2 separate regions of the Mus musculus genome follow, and region 1 is linked to region 2. The links are chromatin contacts, found by Hi-C in ENCODE. All regions are on one chromosome and are shown on one strand. Each heading gives the region's core, a stretch centred on a gene start or an enhancer-like site at or near the end of the contact. The rest is flanking DNA. Distances are from core to core; before and after follow the strand shown. Region 1 has its middle 36 kb from the start of 4933435C09Rik. Region 2 overlaps Rad51b (RAD51 paralog B).

Evidence for each region. Hi-C counts contacts between places; a loop is a spot of excess contacts on that map.
Region 1: a map of CH12.LX shows a loop between it and region 2 (2.5-fold over the local background). The contact joins two enhancer-like sites. A Hi-C loop is called at or near these places in 2 of 37 maps with a recorded cell type or tissue (CH12.LX and v-Abl transformed pro-B cells).

The regions. Positions count from the first base shown.
Region 1 is chr12:79,969,176-79,976,648 of GRCm38, forward strand. No RefSeq gene overlaps it. Among named protein-coding and RNA genes, the nearest start is that of 4933435C09Rik, 36 kb to the left of the region's middle. RefSeq lists an enhancer at 1-2,717. Within about 2 kb of position 1,407, at least 3 of the 3 ENCODE cell types and tissues checked have a DNase peak (open chromatin) inside an H3K27ac peak, as active enhancers do.
Region 2 is chr12:79,628,900-79,636,220 of GRCm38, forward strand. The region is part of intron 7 of Rad51b (RAD51 paralog B); the gene reads left to right. Among named protein-coding and RNA genes, the nearest start is that of Gm36048, 170 kb to the right of the region's middle. Within about 2 kb of position 1,477, at least 1 of the 3 ENCODE cell types and tissues checked has a DNase peak (open chromatin) inside an H3K27ac peak, as active enhancers do.

The DNA of each region.
Region 1 (7,473 bases), core at 157-2,656, 340 kb after region 2:
GTTCAAAAAAAAAAAAAGACGATTCTGTCTCCAAAACTATTTAGGGCAGGAAAGAGGAGGAACCACATATCTAGCGGGACCTAACAGCCATTTTGAAGTTCTTAGACACTAAAGCCTTGCCTTTGCTCTCCAGAGGTCAACCCATTTGTTCTGAACCCCCCATTTTGTTACTCATGTCCTTCATAGGAGTCCTCTGACCCATTCTAATCTCTCCAGTCCCAACTCTGACAACAGTGCTCCCTACTTCCCCGAATGGTCCTTCACTCATCCTTTCACAAAGTAAATGCACTGTCCTCCAACCACAGACTTCTTGCCAAATTCCTCCTGTCCTTGGGCACAAACAACCCAGAAGTGCTCTCAGATCCAGAACATTGTTGGGGAGTGGGAGGGGTGAGTAGAAGGGCTATTCACCCTCCTGAGCCTATGATGGGATGTCTGGGCAGCTACTTCAAAAACACCAGGGCCTGAGACCTGTTCCAGGGATGCCACCCAGACGGGACACTGCTCAAAGCCGCCTCCAGTCCTGGGAACAAAGGTGAGGAACTCTTGACAGGGAAACTTAGCCCTACTTACTGGGTATGAATGATACCACTGGTCAGCCCTAGCTGAGAGGGGGTCTGGGCTCTGTTTTGTTCTTCTCTGTTCTAATCTTGATACTTTGACTACATTCTCATTCCCTGTGGCTTAGGCTGTAATGGTGAGAAGCAACAGTCTTAAAAACCTCAGAGGAGCCAGCTCAGAAGAGCACCTTTGGCCCACCTCCCTCAGTGCTATAACTAATGGGGGTACTTTTGCTACCACCTCCTGGTGAAACTGCTCTGGCACACATTAGGAATTCTGTCTCTAGGTCCTGTGGACTCTGAGCTTCTTGGGGCTGTGCCCAGAGTCCACTTGATAGAGAGCTGGGGTTTTGGTTTTTTTCCTGTGGGGCAAACTTCTCTGGTTAGGACACAACTGTCAGGGCATGGCTTGGCAGAGCTTCCATGCCAAATAGGGGTATGTGTATGTGTGTGTGTTCTTTTGTCTGATTTCCCAAATTCCAGGCAGGAAAGCAAGCTTTCTGTCTCTACACAGCTCCAGATCCCCCTACCAACATTTGCATTCCCCGGGTATGAAAGGAGTTGGTAGCAGGCCCCATGGAGGACAAGGCTGTAATTCAGCCAGGCCCCAGTGACATCCCAACCGTGAGAGTGCAGCTGGGGCAGCTTACGAACAGCGCCCGGGTCCCAGGGGGAAGTCAGCCCTGTTCTCCAGCCCACAAGCGCCTATTGTTCACTTTCTTGTTTTTCTCCAAATGTTTAGATGTGCTCAGAGCACAGAGAAGCCTGAAAGCAAGACCATTGGCCAGGGCAAGCCTGAAGCAGGGAAACCCACCGCTGGAACTCTGGGGCCCCACACTCCCTCCTCAGCTCTTCCTACTCCCCCTGCCATGCGCCGGACTCCGGATCCAGGGGTGGTCTCTTCCTGGCCAGGGCTGTTCAGAGAGCAGTAGGCTTGGATTGTTCAGCAAGTAAAGTATGGAATCCAGCTCAGACTGGCTTGCTTGACAGTCAGGCACAACTGTCCACATTAACTTGAGGCTGTCCAACGTGAGGGCTGGGAGAGTCTGGGCAAGTGCCTTTCTGATTCCCCGCCACTGACCAAAGCTGCTGAAGACAGGAAATAGTCACTGAGTGTCTGTCGGGGCCCCTCTCTGCATCAAGATTGTGACTCTGAGGTTTGACCTTCAGGGTTTGACAACTGGCCGCAGCAGCGCTTATTGCGTATGCAGACTCAGGCAACCTCTCAGCCTCTCTGAGCCTCAGTTTCCCTTCTTGGTAAAATTTACTTACTCTGTCTGTAGAGAGAGCTATGGGGACACTCAGACTCTATAGGCTATTCTTCCGGTTACCATTGGTTACCATGACCCAGTTTGGAAGTTGCCCCAGCGCTGGGAACAGTCACTTGTGAACCTTGATGTCCACTGTGAGTCAGCACAGCTATGCAGGAGCAGTAGCGCCAGAGGAATGAAGGATGGAGTGCCTCTCGATACCAGGGTATAGAGAACATGCTGGAAAGCCAGCCTTCTCCCCTCCCTCTCTCCTCTGCCCCAGATCCCTTTCTCTTGGGAGTTCATATTACCTGCCCTCCCCCAGGCCTGGGATTGCAAGCTTCCCTGCGTCTCCAGGCCCTAACAGACCCAGAGAAAACCCTCAACCTGGAAAATGCCCCTCCCCTACCATCCTGGCAGACATTACTGGTCAGGGCCCTGAACAGGGATGCAGGTGGGCAGAGGGAATTCCTACATCAAGGTGGGAATCTGGGTTTGGGATCCTCAGTAGAGTTATAAACATTGGTAATAGTGAAGCTTTTGCAATGAAGAGAGATGGACAGAGCAGGCAGGAGGTCCCTAGTAAGACCAGAGGGCTGCAATAGCAAGGTCTGAGTTCTAGCCTTTTATGTCTGCGGACAGTGCACATGCCCACATAGGGGCTTGGGAGGCTCTGCCTTCTCAAGAGACAGGACTTTATAAGATCCCCCTTCAGACTCATTAATCCTTATAGGAATAAGCTCCAGGGAGCCTGCAGTGACAGGGCCATATGGCTTTCTTATCTCCCTTATCTGGCAGCACTCACCTTCCATTTGGAATGTTTATCCCAAGATAAAGATCAGATTCCACTTAGGGTGATTGAATGAGGGCCTCCCTGCAATTTCAGATGAATGGGCGATCTGATCCAATCATAGATGAGCGGACAAGACTAGCTAATGGATGGGGCTCCTCCCATATCCCCGCCCTCTGTATCTCGCCCCCCACCCCCACCTTCTTTTCCCCAGAATGGCCCTAATTTCTTCTAGGAATTTCTGCTTTTGCCTGCTTTACACAGGAGAGGGAGTTCTGGACAACATGGCCACCGAACACAGGGCCACAGCGTCACACAATTGTTCCTAAGCCACAGTCTGATACTCAGTGGGGCAGCTACTGGTAAAAAAAAAAATGTAAAGTGAGCAAACCACACTGGTAAGCTATGCCCGAAATCTAAACGTTTTCTACTTGCCATGGTGAGAAGGGGGAAAAAAAAGCAGGTGAAATTAATTTTAAGAATTCATCTTCAGGCTTGGGAAGATGGCTCACAAGTGGTTGCCACCCACGCACGCACGCATTATGGACCTGAGTCTGGATTTCTCAAGACTCACACGAGGAAGCCACCCCACACATGGCATGGATGGTCTGTTATCCCAGTGCTGTGGAGGTAGAGACCACAGGAGTGCTGGGTGGCTTGGTAGTAAAGAGTGAGTACTGTTTCTAGAGGACCTGAGTTCTCCACACATGGCCTGAGATGCAAGGACCCCTTCTGGCCTCTGTGGGTACCTACCCGTATGCACACATGCACACACACATACTTGGTTTTGTTTGCTTGTTGTTTTTAAGTGTATGGATGGTTTGCCTGCATGTATATACCATGGGCATGCTTGGTGCCTTCAGAGGCCAGAAGAGGGCATTGCATCCCTGACAATGTAGTTACAACAGATTGTGAGTCACCATGTGGGTGCTGGGAATTGAACTCAGGTCCTCTGGAAGAACAGTCAGGGCTCTTAACCACTGAGCCATCTCTCTAGGCCTTATACTTTAAAAAAAAAAAAAAACTTAAAAAATATAACATGGAGAGCAACTGAGGAAGACATCAAAGATCAACTTCTGGCTTCTATATGTGTGCACACATTCCCAGGCACACACACACAAAATAAATTAAAATCTCCTTCAACTAATGTCTTGTAATTTATTTTTATTTCTATCATGTGTGTTTACTAGAATTAATAAATAATACATTTTATTTGACCTCAAAATGCTATTTTAACCCCCAACTGAAATTTTTAAAATTGCAAAATAGCTTATATTCACTCGTTGTACATTTTTGCGTGACATGCTTATATATTGCGCTCATCAACAGTAGGTAACAATGATTGCACTGATTGGGGCAGATCTGAACTACACTAAGAAACCTGGAGAAGGAATCCTGTGTGGGCATCTGACTGCCAGAGAGAGCGTGCCTATGAGGAGATGACCCATTCATATTCTACTCTCAGCCAAAACTTATCCCTGGCCGCACCTTGCTCCATTCCTGCCCTTTCTCCTCTTAGAAGGAAAACACACATATACAATGTTTTTTTTTTTTTTTTTAAAAAAAGTGGTAACAACTTTTATTATTACCAATTCCAGGATAGTTATTTCACCTGCTAATGTAATTATTCACAGAAGCCTCCATCACTGGGTGCCTTTTCTTTTCCTGTCTTGTTTGAAAATAAAGATGGTGTCCCTTGTCACCAAGCATCTATACCATGGGTTCTGCTATGCTTTGGAGGAAGAGAAGGACCTATGTGCATAGATAGAGCGAGCTTTGGGTCACTACTGCCTGTAGATGCTCTCAAATTTCGAGGAGGGGAGACATTAAAGGTCGATAGGACACACTCAGGCAGGGGAGGGACCCACTAGTCAGCCGTACTTAACCACATTTAAACGACTACTCAGTGCTCTGGATAGGAGGTGGAAATGGAGTGGAAATGGGAGAAGGTGGGTGTGTGCTTGATTTCTTCCAGCCCTAGGGAATCTTGGGTGAGGCAAGACTGTAAAGGGTCTCCTGAGGAAGCCACTGCCTCCTTCCAGTCCAGATAAGCACCACCAAACAAAGAGAAAGGGAAGGCAGGGCTCTCTGCCCCAGGGGCCAGCACTGAGGAAGGTAGAGAGAAGATCCCAGGCCTCAGACTACCCACTGGCCTCTCTCTGCTTCCCTTTCCTCCCAAGCACTTCTGATTCTTTCTTCTTAAATTGGATATTTTATTTACTTACCTTTCAAATGTTATCGCCTTTCCCGATTTCCCCTCCACAAACCCCTATCCCTCCCCCTACCCCCACTGCTTGCAGCCAACCATCGGACTGAGACTGGGGATACCAATGGAAGAGTTAGGGCAAAGACTGGAGGAGCTGAAGGGGTTTGCAGCCCCATAGGAAAAACAATATCAACCAACCAGAGCTCCCAGGGACTAAACCACCAACCAAAGAGGACTCATGGCTCCAGCTGCATGTGTAGCATTTCTGATTCTTTTTTTTTTTTTTTTTTCGAAACAGGGTTTCTCTGTATAGCCCTGGCTGTCCTGGAACTCACTTTGTAGACCAGGCTGGCCTCGAACTCAGAAATCCGCCTGCCTCTGCCTCCCGAGTGCTGGGATTAAAGGTGTGCCCGGCAGCATTTCTGATTCTTGGTGCTTTGTCTGGTTTGTGTCGACTGCTTCTCTCAGCTCTGATTCTTGCCGTTCTAGGCTCTGAGTGCCCAGAGGCGTCCCTGCCACTCTTGGTGTGCATTTGCTAGAAACAACATTGGGGGTGTTGCTGGAATACTGAAAGGCCCTGTGATGTCAGAGCAGCAATAGGGTGAGAGAAAAGGCAGCCGGAGAGCCAAGAGAGAGAGGGGCGGGGAGGCCCTGAGAGATGGTGGCCTGTGTTTGATTTCCCCTAGCAAGAGGAAGAGAGAGAAGAATTTGCAAAAGCAGAGGAATGTGATGGCAGCTCCAAGGCAGTGAGATTATTGTGTCAGCAACATTTGGATCCCATTGGTGACGAGAGACATGTGGGCCCGGCAAGGAGACAATTGTGGTAGTCAAGACAGGATGTGAATAAGACATAAAGAAGTGTTTCATCGGTGGGGATGGAAAAGAATGGGGATATGGGGCCAACAGAGGGAGTAGGAAGGGTCGGCCTGGCTTTCACACGTGCCTCTTCTCCTGTGTCCTCAGTAAGTCTCCTATGCGCACACCTGCACACACAGGCCACCCACGGGGAACATGTATTCAAAGCCTCATGTCACATTCTAGCCCACTTGCGAGTCTCGCGATCTGCTTCAAGCTTTCGGCCTTTGTCTTGTTTGCTTCTGACCCTAAAATATAGAACTGGGAAGAAGAGGGAGCAGAAACCAGAGGAGGCCGTACCTTCTCTGGTACCAGGTCAGATTCTGGCTACTGGAGAGAGAAAAGCCCCTGAGAAGTCACAAGCTCTTCTGGGACGGAAAGGAGAGGGCAGACCGGTGAAGGAAGTCCTGGGGAGGGGAAAAACCCTTTCTTTGAACTAAGCAGGGAGGACAACTGTTAGCTGGCATTCTGATGCACATGCTCGCACATGTGTGGGCCACATGAAGGGTCTATAATTGAGACTGGGGGCCTGCGGGGGACAGATGAGCTTCTTGCAAGGAGTCAGTGGGAACATGCTTGAAAATCCAGCTGAAACAAGGCTTTATTTTTAAAGACCCTTAAAATTGATGTCTCTGCTAGCCTAAATATAACGGAGTGGCCTTCTTCCCGGCTTCTGAACGAGCTCCAGTACTCTACATATGAAGAGAAAAATGAGAGAGAGAGATTGAGAGAGAGAGAGAACGACAGATCCACAGATGGAAAAGGTCACACAGCTAGCCCTCTGGGTGTGCTGGGGGAGGGAGATGGATGGACTGGCTGTAGACACACTGCATTCCCCCTGGCCTCACACTCAAGAAAGATTGACGACTGCTGGGCAGTGGAAGAGGGGAGCCAGCACCCACTTTATATCTAAAGTCTGCCTGGCAAAGTAAAGAACACTTAAGGCCCAGGCTTGAACTCAGCCAACAGTCCAGTGAGCGGGGAGGAGGGCTGCACAAGCGTGGATGTTATATGCAGGACAACAACCAACCCGTGTGACATTTAAATAGAAGGCTCTGAGCAGAGTGGTGGGGTTGGAGAACCTGAAAGGTCAAAGGAAGGGTTCAGACTGGCTTTAAAGGACAAGGGCAGAAAAGGAGAAAGAAACAGTAAGAGGGGGCAGGAGGAGCCTGGCGGGGGAGGGGGTGGGAAGGGGAGTGGCAGGGAGGGATGTTCTAAGTAGTCAGATGACACAGGAGTGCAAGAATGTGTGAGTGAGTAGGAGGTAGAAGCTTACAGCCCCAGGGCTCCATGCCTCTCTCTAAAATATGTCTTTGAGTCTGTAGATAAACAGAAGCCATGGAAGGGTTAGGGCAGGGGAAGAAGTCCACAGAATCACATCCATTGAAGGGAGGTTGATTTGGCAATAAAGTACAGAGCATAGAGCTTCCCAGAGGCATGGAAAAGCCCAAGAATGCCCATGTGAGAGAGATGTCTCCATTCCGTCCAGGGAAGCTGGCTACTCATGTCAGACCCTCAAGCCTCAGGGACATGACACAGTGGACATTTTCTTTTCCTTGCATACCTAAAATAGTGGCACAAGGCTAAGACAATTTAGGATCCAGAAAGAAGGAGCCTCTTCCCTCTTCAGCTTGAACCGCCATGTGTCTGGGACAGAATTCCTGGATCTCACAGGAAAGTTTCATGAAATAGATGTCCCACCAGAAGGACATGCATGGCCTCAGTCATATGCACTGAGGGCTGGGTTGGAGGGTGCTGTAGTTTATAGATCCCTCATGTTTCCTTAAGAATCGTATGTTGAAGATTTTGGTC
Region 2 (7,321 bases), core at 227-2,726:
CAAGTGTGTGATCATCCTACCCAGTCAGACCCTTGAGATGGCTCAGCAAATAAACACACCCTTCATCCCTGGGCCCTCACAAAGACTCAGTGAAAGCAATGGATAGAGCCCTAAGAATTCTTCATTTGAAAGAGGCTCCCATTCAGGACTATGTCTCCTAAATGAGTAGCCAGTTTTGACTGGCTCCCCTCTGATAGTAATCAGGGGTAGGGGGTGCCATATTGACCAACAGTGTGGCTAATTGGGACTACCCAAAAAGAAGTTTAAATTGCTAATTCCTAGCCGTTCAAAGGATCTTGTGCTGGAATGACTGATAGACAGGGATAGAGTTCTATTCCTGGCACTCTCAGAGACTGGCAGGCTTGGTGGCAGTTTAGCACAGTGGGACTGAAGAGGAAGTTTGCTGGATAGGTAGTGTTTGGATGGGCAGGGATTTGTAGCTCTCAGTCAAGCTAGGACAAAATACTTTGGATGCCCGAGGCTCCATTGATGTCTGGGAATGCCAGAGGTGTAGGAGGCATCCTAGGGTATTCCTATGTGCTAAAGGTGAAGAAAGTGTATACAAGCTAAGCAGCAGGACTTTGAGTCTAGAGACATTCATGAGGTTAAGGATGTTGAACTAGGGATTATTTCAGAGATGTTAGAAGAGGTAGAAGGTACCAAATGATTTGTCAGAAGTGTTCAGGATCTACGGAAAGTCAGTGGAAGCACAGGAGTAAATGAGTGTTACTGGTGTGTGCAGTCAACCTCCTTTGCCATCTCTCATTTGCCTGCCTGGATATAATATTCCAAAGTTAAGGGATGGGTCTGGAGGAGAGGAGAATAGAAAAACATGGTCTATCGACCCAGAAAACCTTCAGCTGTTGGGATTGTACCTCTAAGTAGCATATATAACTCATCATAATGTTTGATGTAAAATAAAATAATAACTTCAGGCAAGCAAATTAGGTATAGTATGGGCAAGTGACCAGACATCTTGGTATGCCTAGGATAATCTTGGATTTCAGCTTCCTTTCCTGTGTCCAGTCCACCCAACCATGAAGAGTTATGGTCACAGATGTCTGGAGTAAATATGCGTGTATGAATCTACGATAACTGTTGTCAGTGGCCAAAACAGAATTCTCAAGCTGGGTGCTGAGGTAGGGTTACAAATGGCAGTTATTGTATGTTTGGGGAAGTGAGTTTACCACTCATTTACAGATAAATACATCACAGGTAACTACATCACAGGTACCAGAGCGAGTCCTCGCCATCATTTTCTTGATGTCTTGTTCCACTGTTCTATGCCAAGGGCAATGAGTGACACATGGTTCCTGTTTTAAAAATGCTGCCAGGTCAGCAGAGCAGATGCATGTGAAAATAACTGTACTGAGTAAGATAGTAATTGTTATTCTGCTTGTACAAGCCAAGCAGAGGAAGAGAACAATTGACTCCAGAAAACTAGGGAAGAACTCATACAGGAGGAAGTACATGGCTCACATTTAGAGAGGTGAATATCACCATGCTCAGCAAAAAAAACGGGGAGGGGGAAGAAATGCAGTAGTGTAGGAAACACATGACTAGGAGCTGAAGGACACCCAGTTGGATTAAGTACATGTTTATAGATAGACACTCCCATCACGTATTTCCCTACTCATGAGGAAGTTCTTAGCTGGCAAAGCAATCCGTGTTTGTACTGTTGCTAATGGGGTTTGGGTCCCTTGTTCAGACATCAGAAAGCAACAAGGAGAAAAGATAAGATTCTTCCCTTACTGGTTACAAGGTTCATGGCTGACACCCCTGTCAAAGAAGGGGATTTACAAGAGAAAAGCAGAACAAATACATTTATCAGAAGGCTTTTGTGACAGGGAAGCCTTCAGACACCCATGGAAACTGCTCTGGGGACATTAGGCAGAATCTGATGAGAAGACAGAGGGTGGTACTAACTGGGGGTACCTACCAAAGCTGATTTGGTCTATTTCTGTTTAGCCTCCAAGATATGGACAGAAGTTCACTAGAAAGGAAACCTTATGACCTGCTTCTTGAAGAGGTGGGTCAGAGAACTTTTAAAATAGCTTATGTCAGAGGAGACAGGCAGAATAAGGCCAGAAGTGTTCTTTCCGTTTGGGGATGTATATGAATATATTTATGAGCTGGGCAGTGGTGGCACACACCTTTATTCCCAGCACTTGGGAGGCAGAGCCAGGGGGATTTCTGAGTTCGAGGCCAGCCTGGTCGACAGAGTGAGTTCCAGGACAGCCAGGGCTACACAGAGAAACCCTGTCTTGAAAAACCTAAATAAATAAATAAGAAGGAGAATACATTTATGTGTTAGTTTCTAGAGCTTGAAATACTCACAATGACAAGGTACCATGTTTCAGGGACTCATGTTCTCATATTCTGAAATCCAACATTTCTTTAGCAAGGAGACTGATTTTGGGTCTAAGTGAAACAAATATAAGAATGTATTATAAATGAATAAAGGGCAGAGTATATGACAAAATGGATTCTCCCACATGCGAGCTGAATAACTTCTGAAAAGTTAGATATTCTGTTGACCTGGGATCTCTGTACCACAGGGTTGATACAATATCATCCCCATAATGTTGTTCCTTCAGGGCAGAAATAAATATGAGAACATTTCAGAAAGTGCTTTGAAGAGCTGTAAAGGTTATTTTATCAGAAGGGTCAGGACATCATTTTTTGTGTAGTACTGTGAATTGTGGAAGTCACTACAGAGACACAGAACCCCTTCTCAGTGCCTTTTATTTAAATACAATGGGTGGAAATACATTTCGAAGGAGGAGAATATTGTGCTTTCAGAAAATATGTTGCTTTTTTGGAGGAAAGTTTTACTCTTTTTTGTTTGTTTGGTTGGTTTGGTTTGGTTTTTTTGTTTGTTTGTTTGTTTTGGTTTGTTTTTGTTTTTTTGAGGCAGGGTTTCTCTGTGTAGCTCTGGCTGTCCTGGAACTCACTCTGTAGACCAGGCTGGCTTCGAACTCAGAAATCCACTTGCCTCTGCCCCCCAAGTGCTGGGATTAAAGGCTTATGCCACCACGCCCAGCTGGTTTTACTCTTTTGATTGTGAATTCTAAGGATGAACAATCCAGCTGATTTGGTTCCCCATAGTCCCCCTAACAAGAGGAACGCCATGGCAACCAAAAATATTAGAGATATACCTCAATTTAGGCAACTTGAATAAGACAAAAGCATTTAGTATTGTATGAAAAAAAAATCTATGCAAGTCTAGGAATGTAATTTAATGTGGTCACATTTAACACGAAGGGTTATGACAGAGAGAGCATGGTGGCCAGTGGGAAATTCAAAGAAAGAATGGGTCTCCTATGCCAAGGCAGTAGACACAGAGTGAGATGAGTGATTTCTCTTATTTATGAAAGGAAAACTTGAAGATCAGATTAATGTCATTTCCTAAAATTCAATTTACATCTAATAAAGTGCATAGCTTAATGAATTTCGGAGAATATGTATACCTAACAGAGATCCTATAACCTAGCACGTTTCCCTGAGCAACTCTGTAGTCGGTCGTCCCCCTCCTTGGCCCTGGGCAAACATGGATCAACTGTTTTGCTAAGGTTTCATTTTAATTTATAGTTTGGTCAACAAGATCGAAATAATGAGAGTTGAACATCATCAAAATTTGAGATTCAGATCTTACATCTGCTAGAACAATTCCAGAAACTTCTGAGCCTTACTGTTTTCATGCATCTGTGGAGATGATATCTATTTTTCTATCTTATAAATCCATCATGAAAAATCCAAAGAAGTCATAGAAGAGAAATAGTTATGTACAGTCCAAGTAACTATTTAGAAAATATTGGTTTCACTTAGAAGAGTGGTACTTGCAGACTTTAGTCCTGTAGTGAGATGCTGCCATCCTCTCATCGTGCCCACACAGATCCTTGAAGGCTGGTCCTCAAGGATGGAGATGAAGTTATATTTTGAAATATTTGGCTTAAGGGTTCAGAATTCAGTCTTCTGCCTCTAGCTGACAATATAGATGAACAATTCACTTGGCTGGTGTTTCTCAGTTAACACAGATCACTTACTTTACTTTGGATATAACCTATAATGTAAAATGTTCTCAATGGCTCTGGCTCTGACTCTGTCATGCTGGTCATACTCGAATGATTTATGTCATGCTCAAGCACCCACTGAACTTGTCAGCTTTGTGGTTTCCATTTTTCTTTGGATAAATCTGAATTTTTCAGTTAAGATGCTCCTCTATAGTATGTCAGCTGATGTGTAAGTCACTGCTGTTTGAACAATTGACTTACCTATCATTTTTATTGGAATGGAGCAGAGGGACTAACCAAGCTTCTGATAGAATTCTATTTGTTTTCCTTGGGGGAAAAAGAAAGAAAGAAAGAAAGAAAGAAAGAAAGAAAGAAAGAAAGAAAGAAAGAAAGAAAGAAAGAAAGGAAGGAGAGAAGAGAAGAGAAGAGAAGAGAAGAGAAGAGAAGAGAAGAGAAGAGAAGAGAAGAGAAGAGAAGAGAAGAGAAGAGAAAGAATTTCCTAATAGCTAGAGAGACCAGGTCACTTATATCTTCCTTGTCTGTGAGGTATTTCTGACATTTTATAGGCAAACCTACAAAAAGGTTCAGATCTCACTTTTAAAAACTGAGGTAATAGATTGTGTATACACACACACACTGTTGCTGCCGTTTGCCTCTGTGTACCCATGGATATCATTGTGTGGATTGTGCATTTTCAAAAAAGAACTGGCCGTCAGCACGACATTCTCACTTCCCCTGTGTACATTTTGTAGCTTCCCCACAGGGAAGCGAAACTGGTGGTGGTTGGAAGAGATTGACTCTGTTGAAGTGGATTCTGCCAAGTGGCTGTTTATAGATAACCTTTGTCTTAGGGTAATAATAGCAGGATCTACAGAATTCCAGCAGGCATCTGAAAAACAGCCCGTCACTATCAGAATCCTAAAGCACTGGCTTTGGACATATATTCACTTAAGATGGTGATGAGCCAGGAATCAGGAGAGCCTGGTTGGGCTGTGTGTGTGTGTGTGTGTGTGTGTGTGTGTGTGTGCATGCGCATGCACATGTGCAGCTTTGTGTCACTGTTGATATTTTCCTTCTTGTGGTTTATCTTCTGTGTAGAACTTTCACATCAATCGTCAAAGGCCCATTGCATCTTTAACTTTTGCAATATTCACGTTTCCATCCTTGCTCTGTAGAGATGCGTTAAGTACTTGCTCGTTAAAAGAGTTAGGCCATTACCCGGCCTGGAATGATCTGGATTCTATTTGGGCACTTCCAGAGAGAGGGCAGTATTCTGTCTGTACCATCCTCACGATTAGGATCCATCTGGAGCAGGTGCAGTCCCATCAGACCTTTGTGGGCCGTTCTCTACTATGCTGCTCGGACTTCAGCGCCGAGCTCTCTGTAGTTCTCTCAACTCTTAGGAGCCTCTTATTTTTCTCAAACTCAGTATTAGACACTCATGAATATTTTAAGCAGGTTACACAGGACACAAAAGCTGTACCTTTATGGGCAGGACTTTATATTTCAGACCAAACATATTCTAAAACATAACTCAGATAGTGCCAGTGTTCTCTTCAAACCCATCCCTGGTTTCTTACCATCCTAAAACCAAACTCTAAGTCAGTGTCATCGGAGCCAGGGTGCTGACTCTGCCCCACCCGTTTCATTGACCCTGATCCTTGATCACTAGCCTGCAGCACCGTGGTCTTTGGGTACCGAGATGATCACAAGCCTGTTTCTCCCAGGATCCTTACGTTCATCTTCCTGGCTGGGATTCTACCATGAATTCCCTGGAAACTCAGGACTGCCCCTCAGAACTCAGCCTAAATGGCTTCTCTTGGTAGCAGCCACCCATCGTTCTTCATGTTCAGTGCTTTCTTTATTCAGAACCCCCAATCTATCTGAAACTCTCCTGCCCTCCTCCTGGTTTCCTTATTATTGCTAGACGCTGATTGAGGACCCACTCTTCAAGGGCAGACCATTCTTTGTTTGACCTGTTCTCTATTGCAGTCTCCTAACCCAGAAGCTTGTCTAATCCCCAACCACATCTGGACTCATTGAGGATTAGATCTGAAGGCATTTACCTTGCCCTCCATCCCTATTCCTTCCCCTCCCCTCCTCATATGCTGAAATGTGTGGTCTAGGACTGAAGCACATGTCTTGGATCAAGGTTTTCGGTTCACTTGTTCCCTTAATCGGAAGCGTCTGGTCCTGCACAGCTGCAGCCCGGAAACAGCATCACTCACCTTTTCCCCAGGGCTTGACAGGTAAGCCAAAGTAGACATGTATTAAAAGACCAAGTAATACTGTATTATATCCTTGCCAATAAAGTTTCACCACTGTACTTCAATCACCAACTAGACGCTTCTGCTTCTTCAAGGCCCTTACTTTGTGGTGTGCCCATCTAAGAGAGGCTCCACGGATGTGTCGTTGGACCTTAAATGCACTTATGATCCAGAAGGGGAAAATGGCTAAACCCAGGGCCATTGGTAGGGGAAGCTAGGCAACAAAACTCAGTGTTGGGTCCTATTTCTTCCTCATTAGAAAGTCTGGAACAGAAGGTTAAGTGCTTTTCCCGTGTGGAGGAAAAGTTTACCTCTGCAGCCTCCCACAGTCCTTCCCTGATGCCCCTCACAGATCACCCAGCTCTAGCTGCAAGATGGTCAGGGCTTTGTGTACCTATGGTCACGTAGTGTAGTAGTAGTGGAAAGCTTGTGCCCTGGGCTGGATCCCAGTGTGGCTGTGTGTCTTCAGAGAATGATTTAACCTTTCTGACATTCACTTCTCTTATCTGTAAAGTGAAGATGTACGGTGGAGATCAAAAGCGATAGAGGCAATGTAACTCTGGTTAAGAAAGTTGTCTTCATGTTTCATAGGTCTGGCTGGATTCAGGTACTGAGTCCAAGCTCCGACTCTCTTGTTGTCTTATCTTTATAAACTTTTAAGCTCACTTTTCCTCACCTGTCACACAGGTGTGATAGTATGGGTACGATCACCGAAAGTGATCAAACAGGGATCTCTACATCACTTAATAAGGAAATGACAGAGGCAAACTGGCCATTGAAATGGTGCTTGAGGTAGTGTGCTGAGGACCCTGACGTGAGGGAAGTGCCGGAGTAGGAGACTGCCTGTTAGGAAGTCTAACAAGGCTCTACCCTTGATCAAACTTTGACAGAGCGCTTCCTCCTCACTTCATCCAAATATGCACAGTATTTTTAATTGTAGTTTTCATCAAAGTAAAATATGTATGTTGTTTCACAAGTTTAGTGAGAGTATAATTCTTAACCCAAAGCAACAGTTCCCTTCCCTCCCCCTCCTTCTTGCTT